Regions from separate parts of the Homo sapiens genome. Here region 2 is linked to region 1. A link is an interaction called in ENCODE POLR2A ChIA-PET data of the cell type or tissue named here. Cell type or tissue: A673. All regions are shown on one strand. Links, peaks and the distances in the headings refer to the core of each region. The heading gives the core; the rest is flanking DNA.

Evidence for each region. ChIA-PET counts read pairs that join two places held together with the same protein. Peaks named below come from ENCODE experiments on the same cell type or tissue, not always from the same donor. Only the 100,000 strongest peaks of a DNase experiment are listed, where the experiment ranks them.
Region 2: POLR2A ChIA-PET joins it to region 1 with 6 read pairs; 3 of 35 experiments call an interaction of 5 or more read pairs at or near these places.

Annotation. Positions count from the first base shown.
Region 1 is chr2:72,522,253-72,527,622 of GRCh38, reverse strand. The region is part of intron 8 of EXOC6B (exocyst complex component 6B); the gene reads left to right. Among named protein-coding and RNA genes, the nearest start is that of EXOC6B, 300 kb to the left of the region's middle. In A673, for the core only: a CTCF peak has its summit at 3,255; DNase peaks (open chromatin) are centred at 2,542 and 3,382; H3K27ac peaks cover 4,342 bases.
Region 2 is chr2:72,616,587-72,621,956 of GRCh38, reverse strand. The region is part of intron 6 of EXOC6B (exocyst complex component 6B); the gene reads left to right. Among named protein-coding and RNA genes, the nearest start is that of EXOC6B, 210 kb to the left of the region's middle. In A673, for the core only: no CTCF peak of the experiment used is centred there; no DNase peak of the experiment used is centred there.

The DNA.
Region 1 (5,370 bases), core at 366-5,365:
TAAGCAACAACTTCCATATGACCTTGCAGTTGCACTCCTAGGCATTTGTCCCAGAGAAATAAAAATAAATGATATGAAAATAAGTAGATTTCAGGCAGTAAACTACACAGGAGTGTTTATAATAGCTTCATTTATAATAGCCCCAAACTGGAAAACAACCTAGATGTTCTTTAACAGGTGAATTGTTAAATACCTGTGGTACATTGATATAATAGAATACTACACAGCAATATAAAGGAAAGAACTATTGATATATGTAACAAACTGGATGAATCTCTAGAGATTTATGCTGAGTGAAATAAGCTAATCAAAAGAGGTTACATACTCCTTTCCGTACTCCTAAAAACTTAACTGTATGTTTTAAAATAACTTAAAAAGTGTAACTGGATTTTTTGCAACTCAATGAATAAATGCTTGAAAGGATGGATACCCCATTAATTTCATTTTTGTAACATTCTTAAAATGACAAAATTATATGTTACATAGAAATGAATATGGAAATGATATAGAAATTGAGAAGAGGTTAGTGGTTCTTAGCAGTGAATTAGGAAGTAGAGATGGAGAGCAGTCGATATGGCTATAAAAAGACAACTTGAGGATCCTTGTAGTCTGGAAATGTGCGTCTTGATTTTATCAATATCAGTTTCCTGGATGTGAATATTGTGCACAATATAGTTTCCTAAGATGTTTAAATTTGGGGGACTGGATAGAGTGCACATGGGGTCTGTCTCTGTTATTTCCTATAACTATATGTGAATCTATAATTAATTATAATGAAAAATCTGAATAAAAATTGCTGATGAAGCAAATTTTATTCAGCTTTTAGTTTGCTTTTTTCTCTTCACCTGTATTCTTACATTATTTACCAGATATAGATCTAATATTTATCCACTTTCTCTGTTTTTACATATTCTGTCTCATTTTCTGAACAGCTGAAGTTCAGTATGACAGATTTATTTATTCTTAGATTCTAAATTGGTCAGTTTCTGTACAGTTTCTGTTAATGAGGGGAGTGAAGGAATAGATTATTTATACGAGATTTCCCCAACCCTCACTTAACTATACAAAAGGCTATTTTTGTGTGTGTATGTGTAGCAAATGTGATTTTGAGATGCTGGGAGAAGCCATGTGTCTTTAATAAAATATCCATTACATACATTTATATATCATAAAAATAACATGTATAGCTCTCAGTTTATAAAGTACTTTGAGCCTCAGATTTTGTGCTTTTCCTGGCATTGACTTCCTTATGTACATGGGAAGTCACTTAGAAGCTATATGCCTAGTTTTTTTTTTGTATAAAATCTTATACTGTACCTTCTGTTTAAGCCAGTACTTTCCATTATGAGGACTATTAACAATCTCTCACTGCCTTCATCTGTAACATGTTGGTATTATTTTAATTTACATTTTTAAATGCCACATTTTCCTATTGGCCCTTTAGAAATTGTTCAGAGCCTCTATTCCTTTTGGCAACGTGAAACAGATTAAGTTATTTGTCTGGAAAATTTTAAACTTCCAAACTGTGAATTACCTTAGCAGTTTAGAAGATTGACAAGTGTAAGTTAGGTCAGAAAAGACTTAAAAATTGGCAAGTGTGAAATTGGGTATATGAATAATAACTTTAGAAAACTACCAACTTTTGGAATAGTTCTTTGGAGAAAATATAGAAAAGCCTCATTTTGTTCATGGTAATAAAAGCAATGACTCTCCTTTCTCATCATATGCAGACACTCAGTTAAGAATTTTTGGTGTCCTATTTCTGGGCAAATAATTTGGTTTATTTCTGTTCTCACATACCCTTAGTTGTAACTGGTATGTTATGGACCGCTGAAGAAAATGATGGGATTTGGGGGTGGTGGGGAGATGTAATTTTAGTCTTAATGATTTTTTTAAATAGTAAAATAACTTGCACCTTATTTGTTTTATATTAAAAATGTTCTTGTCTACAAATTGATTAAATCATATTCTTTGAATAATTAGGTAATTAAGGTGCACAGTTATATGCAGATAATTCAGGTTAGGGTTTCCCTAACAAAAGGGATACTTATCTTAAAAGTGAAATCCAAATTTTTTTTCTAATGAATTAACCTTCATCATTGAGGAAGTCTGCCTTTGTTGTTGTTGTTGTTCTAGCCAGGTAGGTAAGTTGTAATTTTAAGCAGTTTGGTTTGCTAAGTATGATTAAGAACCATTCCCTTTGAGGTTTACCCTTTCGCTTCTAAGTTACAACTGTTTATCATCTTGGGTCAAAGGTTATAAAAAGTAGTCATCAATTAAAGCTTTATTGGTTGTAATTGGTAATGCTATGAAAGGAGCCAGCCAAACTGAATCTGATAATAAAAGACTCTTTGTTAAAATATTTAATAAATTAACACTCTGTCTTGGAAAGGGGAAGCTAATTACAAAGGCCAAGATTGTTAATCATAATGTTTACTTTCTTCAAAAGCACAGACTCAACTACTCCATAATCATCAAACATCAGATTTCTTTCTTTTCTTTTTTTAAAATTCTGCAGACTCTGTCGGTCCCCGGAGGGGATGCTCTCCTATGGCTCATGCTTGGGATATAGCAGCAGGAGGAAATGCCAAGACAAACAGGTTATAAGGGAACCTTAAAAATAAACAGGGCTCTGTTAGAACATCAGACTGCCTCTACTCTCTTCAAATAAGGGTCACTAGTTTATGTAGATTAGTTCTGTAGGCTAATTGAGTGATAACAAGAATTGGGGCCTTTGGAAGTAATGATATTTTTAATGATAAATTATCTATCAAAGCAAGTATCCTTTCTCCATATACAGTTTTTTTGTGAGGTGTTTTGACAATGTTGTGGCTCTTGAAGTTTAGACATTTTTCTTTTTAATTTTTGTGGGTACATACTAGGTGTATATATTTGTGGGGTACATGAGATGTTTTGGTATAGGTGTGCCATGTGAAATAAGCACATTATGAAGAATGGGGTATCCATCCTTTCAAGCATTTATTCATTGAGTTGCAAACAATCCAGTTACATTTTTTAAGTTATTTTAAAACATACAGTTAAGTTTTTTTAAACTTTTATTTTAAGGTCTGGGGTACACATGCAGGTTTATTATATAGGTAAACTTGTGGTTTAGACATTTTTCAAAGCCCTAATACATAGAAATGGAGCTGTGACACATACCATCATGACTCTTGAATGACCTTGTCATGGGAACACTGTGAATTGGATTTTACATCTGGGAATTCAGTGTTCCTAGATTTAAGCAATAGGGGGCATCTTGGGTTTGTTCTTTTCACATATTTTTGTAGTCTAATCTTTAGGGCAGTTCTAATGAAAGAAAATTCTGCTTTGAGCCTGCTGTGCAAATTAGCCATATGGTGAAGTGTAATATCCCGCTGAACATCATTATGGGGCTGTATGAAAAGTACTCCCCTTTTCACATGGAAGCAAATTAAAATGGCCCTTTCAGTTTTTTTTTTTTTTTTTTTTTAAACTCTGTATAAACCTGTCTTCACTTGGATGCCGTGACAGTTAAAAGGGAGTTCCAGCTGCAGTCAGGGTGGTGAAATTACAGGCTTTCCCCAAGACCTAGTGGAAATATTGCTTCCTGTAGGCAGAAGCGGAAGAATAATGGTGTGTGCTTCCCTTCTTCCTTTCCCTTCCCTTGTTCTTTGTATGGTTGTCCTTAGTTGCTTCTCAATCCAAGAGTTAATTTTCTGTTATTGTGACAGATGTGAAGAACTCAGCCCACTCTCCAATAGACCCCATACCAATGTCTACCAGGAAATAGCCAGTAGATAAGGAGCTGTTTAGCCAAATAATGGCATAGTAAATCTTTTTTTTTTTTTTTTTTTTTTTTTGAGATGGAGTCTCGCTCTGTCGCCCAGGCTGGAGTGCAGTGGCGTGATCTCGGCTCATGGCAAGCTCCGCCTCCCGGGTTCACGCCATTCTCCTGCCTCAGCCTCCCGAGTAGCTGGGACTGCAGGCGCCTGCCACCACGCCCGGCTGATTTCTTTTTGTATTTGTAGTACAGACGGGGTTTCACCGTGTTAGCCAGGATGGCTACGATCTCCTGACCTCGTGATCTGCCCGCCTCGGCCTCCCAAAGTGCTGGGATTACAGGCGTGAGCCACCGCGCCCAGCCGTAAATCTTAATGAAGAGAATATAAGGTCTGTCCCTTTCTGCCTGCTGTGTAGATATATTGCCCATATGAAGTAGTATTTCTCAGTATAAATTTTTTTTCCCTGCAAAAATAAGGATGTAAGATGCCACTAATGTTTAGAGGCATGGAGCTCAATAATGGTTTGAAATGTTCTGGATGTCTGTGTATATGATGAACATTGTCACATTTCATGAAGAAAAGGAAATCCTTGGAAAGGTGTTTCATCTGGCCGTTTCTTTCTCTCCCAAGAATGGGATCATGTGATTCTGACTTATTTGATTACTGGTGTACATTTGTAACCTACAGCAGCTAAAATTCAGCTTTGAGTTTTATTAGTAGTAAATTTTACTACTTTTATATGCAAAAACAAGCCTCATTCATTTGCCCATATTGAGTGGCCTGTGTTTTTATCCAGACAAGTGTCTGGACACATGGAGAAGAATTCAAAGTTGTCACTTGTGTTTTTATTTTTATTTTTAAGCATTCATTCAGAGCCCATGTTAGTTCTAGCATTTGTATGGTGACAGTTTGTAGCAATGTGTTGGAAGAAAAGGAGTTGGAACACTGTTGTGGAGTGAAAGTGGATCATGCTAAATTATGATGCTGGAGAACAGATTTTTGTATGCAAAGTTCAATGAAAAGAGTATATAGAATATGACCTTATTTATATGCGTGTATATGTACATTACATGTGAAATAGCTATCTATTTAGAAAAGGGGAAAGTCTGTAAGGATATTAGATCTTGGTGAATGGGCTAAATGCAAACCACAAACAAAGCCTGAAAGAAAGTATGATCTAGAAAGATGTCATCTTGCTTAAAATAGAGTTGGGAAAACAGAACAGTATAAAACAAAACGAGATCTGAGAAAATATATCGAATAGGGAGTACATCAAAAAGTAAGCATTATGAGATCATGAATGGCTTTCATTTTTTCTTTTTGCCCAATTTGTGTTATCTAGTTTTTCTACAAGTCACATATTTTACTTTTGTAATAAATGACTTAAAAAGATAAACAACGTAGAAAACACAGCTATAAACAAAAGGTTAAAAAAAAAGAAACTATTTCCAATGTTGCCTGAGAAGTGTGTTATTTTTTGATAAAACCCAGTGATAGGATTAATTATTAGACTTCGGGAACAGCAATGGCTTTTGGAGCATTTGACCATTTGCGCCCTTCCCCAGGTAGTACATAGGGTGTGATATAATATTAAATATTTAAATTA
Region 2 (5,370 bases), core at 82-5,081, 95 kb before region 1:
TAATTGACAAGTAATACCTCATTTTTTTGAAGTATGCTGAAGAAGTTGTCTTTCCTAGTGTTTATTGGTCCACATTAAAATATCCGACAATGCTTTTCCAGGATGCCAAGCTCTTCCTTTGATGAGATGGGGTTAAATTTCAGTAATATCATCATACATGATTTTATTGATTATTCTATATGTATCTGATTCATCTGTATTAATGTACATGTGAGACAAAGAATTCTAAATTGGTTTCATTTTGAAGTGTAAACATTTGGTTGTCCAGCTACCTCATCTGTCCTCCTTTTTATAAAAGGAAAAAATATATATATTTCCTTTCAAATTTCAACTTTTATTTTAGATACAGGGGATACGTATAGATTTGTTACATAGGTATATTTTACCCAGGTAGTGAGCATAGTACCCAATAGGTAGGTTTTCAACCCACATCCCCCTCCCTAATTTCCCCCATAGTAGTCCACAGTGTTTATTTTTCCCATGTTTATGTCCATATATGCTCAGTGTTTGGCTACCACTTATGAGTTAGAACATGCAGTATTTGGTTTTCTGTTCCTGCATCAGTTTGCTTAGGATTATGGCCTCCAGCTCCATCCATGTTGCTGTAAAGGTAGTAATTTCATTCTTTTTTATGGCTTCATAGTATTCCATGATATATATATACCACATTTTCTTTATCCAGTCCACAAGTGATGGGCACTTAGATTGATTCCATGTCTTTACTATTGTGAATAGTGCTGGGATGAACATAATGGGTGCATGTGTCTTTTGGCATAGTGATCAAAATATTTTTCTTTGGGCATATACCCAGTAATGGAATTGATGTGTCCAGTGGTAACTCTACTTTAAGTTATTTGAGAACCCCAAACCGCTTTTCACAGTGGCTCAACTAATTTACATATCCACCAACAGTGTATAAGCGTTCCCTTTTCTCCATAGCTTTGCCATATCTGTTGCTTCTTGACTTTTAAATAATAGCCATTCTGACTGGTATAAGATGGTATCTCATTGTGGTTTTGATTTGCGTTTCTCGGATGATCAGTGATGATGAGCATTTTTTTCATATTTTTGTTGGTTGCTTATATTTCTTCTTTTGAGAAGTGTCTGTTCATATCCTTCACCCATTTTTAATCGGGTTATTTGTCTTTTGCTTGTTGATTTGAGTTCCTTATAGATTCTGGATTTTAGACATTTGTCAAATGCATAGTTTATGAATATTTTCTTCCATTCTGTAGGTTTTCTGTTTATTTTGTTGATAGTTTCTTTTGCTGTATGGAAGCTCTTTAGTTTAACTTGCTTCCGGTTTTCAATTTATATTTTTTGTTGTAATTGCTTTTGTGGACTTTGCCAAAAATTCTTTGCCAAGGCGGATATTGAGCAAGGTATTAACTAGGTTTTCTTGTAGCATTTTAATAGTTTGAGGTCTTTTAAATTTAAATTTAAAATTTAAATTTAAAATTATTTAAATTTCTTTTATTTAAATTTCTTATTTAAATTTCTTTTATTTTTATTTTAAGTTCAGGGTTACAAGTGCAGGATGTGCAGGTTTGTTACATAGGTAAATGTGTGCATGGTGGTTTGCTGCATAGATCATCCCATCACCTAGGTATTAAGCCCAGCATCTATTAGCCATTCTTCCTGATGCTCTTCCCTGCCCCCCACCACCCACAACATCCCCACTGCATCCTGTGGCTTGAAGTCGGGTTCCAGCTGGGCTGGAGGATCTGTTGTGGCTCCTGGGTCACTGGGAAATTACTTAGACATAGCAACACACTCAGCCTGGGCTGCAGAGGCTGCCCATATCCCTTTGGGAGGCACTGACCTCTGACCCAGAAGATAGTGAGGCCAGCTTCCTCGAAGGACTGGGAGGAATAGATGCACCTCAGTCTGGCTTGGGTTAGTGAGCAGGAGGACTTGCAGAATGGATGCACCCCAGTCCTGCGGGGAAGCCGTCCTTTCTCTGTTCTTCATCAGAGGTCAGTTGGGGCAGTGCCTGCCAGAGGGATATGGGAAGTCCTAGGGGATGGGTATCTATGGCCACTCTCCACCAGAGCTGCCCAGCACACAGAAGCTCCCAGGCTCTGTGTCATCTGAAAGCCTGTCTCTGCCTGCTCCCTGGGGAGATCCCCCTGCTAGCTCACACATCAATCAGGGATGCAGAGTCTCCTGTTGCTAGGATCCCAGAAGTCTGTTGTGAGAGTGAGCTGTCCCTCAGTTCCCTCACTTACCCTTTTCATAGGAGCCATTAGAGGTATTCAGGTATCATTCAGGGCTTCCAGATTTCCCCCTCTTCAATCTCGACTTTGGTGCTGACTCTCTCACTATTCTTGATGTTTTCTCTTCAAAGATCTGCCCAAATTATGGTGGTTTATTCCATACTTTGGTCTGTCTTCTTGGTAGTGGTGTTTCCTGGCTGCCTTTTATCTGCCATCCTGTTCTCCCTCCTCCTCATTCTTTTTAAAATACACTTAATTTTCTACTGTATTATAAGTTACTCATATGTTATCCTGTCTATGAATGTCTCAAATTTTTTTCTCTTTTTCCATTTTTTTAATGGATGGACAATCCATGGGAAATGCTGCCATGAACAATCTTTATTTTTGTAATTAGGTATAATGCTTTTGCCAGTAAAACAATATAAGAAAACCCAACTCGACTCTTTTAATCAAAAAAGGAAATGATTGGGTCATTGTTTCATACAGGAAGATGTGATCTATGTTGGTTTGATCCAGTGGGTCCAACTTAATCTCTCTCTCTCTCTCTCTCTCTCTCTCTCTGGCTGTGTATTTCTCTGTCTTTGTTCTTAGGCTGGCTTTCCATGTGGTAGGAGAATGGCTGTAACATTTCCAGGTCTCGTAGCTGCAACCTCAAGAAGAGCTTTTCTGTTGTTCAACAGCTTTTCTGTTGGCTTTCCTTTAAGAGCAACAAAGCTTCTCTTCCAGTTGTTCATTAGCAACACTATTTTACTCGGTTGGCCTAGATTAAGTCACATGCTAATTCCTAAATCAGTTCCTGTTATCAAGGGAATTTCAGTTGCTAATTGGCTGAGACTTGGGTCTCAGAACCAATGAGTATGGTAAGGAGTTGGGATTACCTTTGTACTTAGCAGGGTGCTGAGAGTAGGGTTAGTTTCCAGAATTACCCTGGTTGAATGGAAGAGGATGAAATCTTAATTGAGAATTTCAGGTTAAGAAGGGGATGAGTGTAGAGGAATGGATGTAGGTTAAGCAAGCAGCAACATGTACCACATCCATCTTTTTTTCCATTCATGTTAATATTTCCTTGATAGACATGGTATTGCAGGCTCATAAGGAATGCTTTAATAGGCACTAACGAATTGCTGTGAAAGACAAATACATTAGACAGATGATTTTATTCAGGCTATTACAATAGGGAGAATGTTCATTAATGAAGAATATCTCAAGAAGGGAAATCTTGGGGTGCTATATGAAAAAAGGAGTCATTGAAGAAGGGTATAGGTGGGTCTTATTTTGGAATATGTGAAGATGTCATTGTCCTTTGTGGTTAGCTTTTTCTCAGAACACAATAATATGAAGGGATTTCTTTTCTTTTCTTTTCTTTTTTTTGAGATGGAGTTTCACTCTCGTCACCCAGGCTGGAGTGCAATGGTGCGATTTCGGCTTACTGCAACCTCCGCCTCCTGGGTTCAAACGATTCTCCTGTCTCAGCCTCCCAAGTGGCTGAGATTACAGGCATCTGCCACCAAGTCCAGCTAATTTTTGTATTTTTAGTAGAGACAGGGTTTCACCATGTTGGCCAGACTGGTCTTGAACTCCTGACCTCAGGTGATCCACCCCCCTCTATCTCCCAAAGTGCTGGGATTACAGGTGTGAGCCATTGGACCTGGCCGAAGGGATTTCTTAATCTTTCCTCTTTTCTAGGAGTGGAGGGCTCAGGTAAATTTCAACATTATCAGTCCCCACTTTTAGTCAAGATGAACTTACTGAACAACTAAGATGTCTTACTGAACAACTAAGAGGCAATCATAGACCTCCCGAATGGGGTGAAACAGGGTCTAAAAAAATAGTCTCTCATGAATTGTTTTTTTGTATTATTCCTGTAAAACTTGTTGAACCATCTGTTGAGAGTCTGTAGCAAAGATTAGAACTCTACAGGGTCTTGGCCGGGCGCGGTGGCTCAAGCCTGTAATCCTAGCACTTTGGGCGGCTGAGGCAGGCTGATCACTTGAGGTTGGGAATTTGAGACCACTGTGGCCAACCTGCTGAAACCCCATCTCTACAAAAAATACAAAAATTAGCAGGGCATGGTGTGGTGGGCACCTGTAATCTGGAGGTGGAGGCAGGAGAATTGCTTGAACCTGGGCAGTGGAGGTTTCAGTGAGCTGAGATCGCGCCTTTGCACTCCAGCCTGGGTGACAGAGCAAGACTCCTGCCTCAAAAAAAAAAAAAAAAAAAAAAGAAAAAAGATTTGAGCTTTGGGGACCCTCTGCCTAGATTTCAGAGAAAGTATGAAAATACCTGGATGCCCAGGCAGAAGTTTGCTGCAGGGGTGGGTCCCTCATGGAGAACCTCTGCTAAGGCAGTGTGGAAGGGAAATGTGGGGTCAGAGCCCCCACACAGAGTCCCTACTGGGACACCACCTAGTGGAGCTGTGAGAAAAGGGCCACCATCCTCCAGACCCCAGAATTGTGGATCCACCCACAGCTTGCACCATGCTCCTAGAAAAGCCACAGACACTCAACACCAGCCTGTGAAAGCAGCCAGGAGGGGGGCTATACCCTGCAAAGCCACAGAGGTGGAGCTGCCCAAGGCCGTGGGAGCCCACTTCTGGCATTAGAGTGACCTGGATGCGAGACATGGAGTCAAAGGAGATCATTTTGGAGCTTTAAGATTTGACTGCCCCACTGGATTTTGTGTTTGCATGGAGTCTGTAGCCTCTTTGTTTTGGCCAATTTCTCTCATTTGGAATGGCTGTATTCACCCAATGCCTGTATCCCCACTGTATCTAGGAAGTAACTAACTTGCTTTTGATTTTATGGGCTCATAGGCAGGAGGGACTTGCCTTGTCTCAGATGAGATTTTGGCCAGTGGACTTTTGAGTTAATGCTGAAATGAGTAAAGACTTTGGGAGACTGTTGGGAAGGCATGATTGGTTTTGAAATGTGAAGACATGAAATTTGGGAGGGGCTGGATTGGAATGATATGGTTTGGCTCTGTGTCCCCACCCAGATCTCATCTTGTAGCCTCCATAATTCCCATGTGTTGTGGGAGGGACTCGGTGGGGGATAATTGAATCATGGAGGCGGGTCTTTCCCATGCTGTTCTCTTGATAGTGAGTAAGTCTCACAAGATCTGATGGTTTTAAAAACTAGAGCTTCCCTGCACAAGC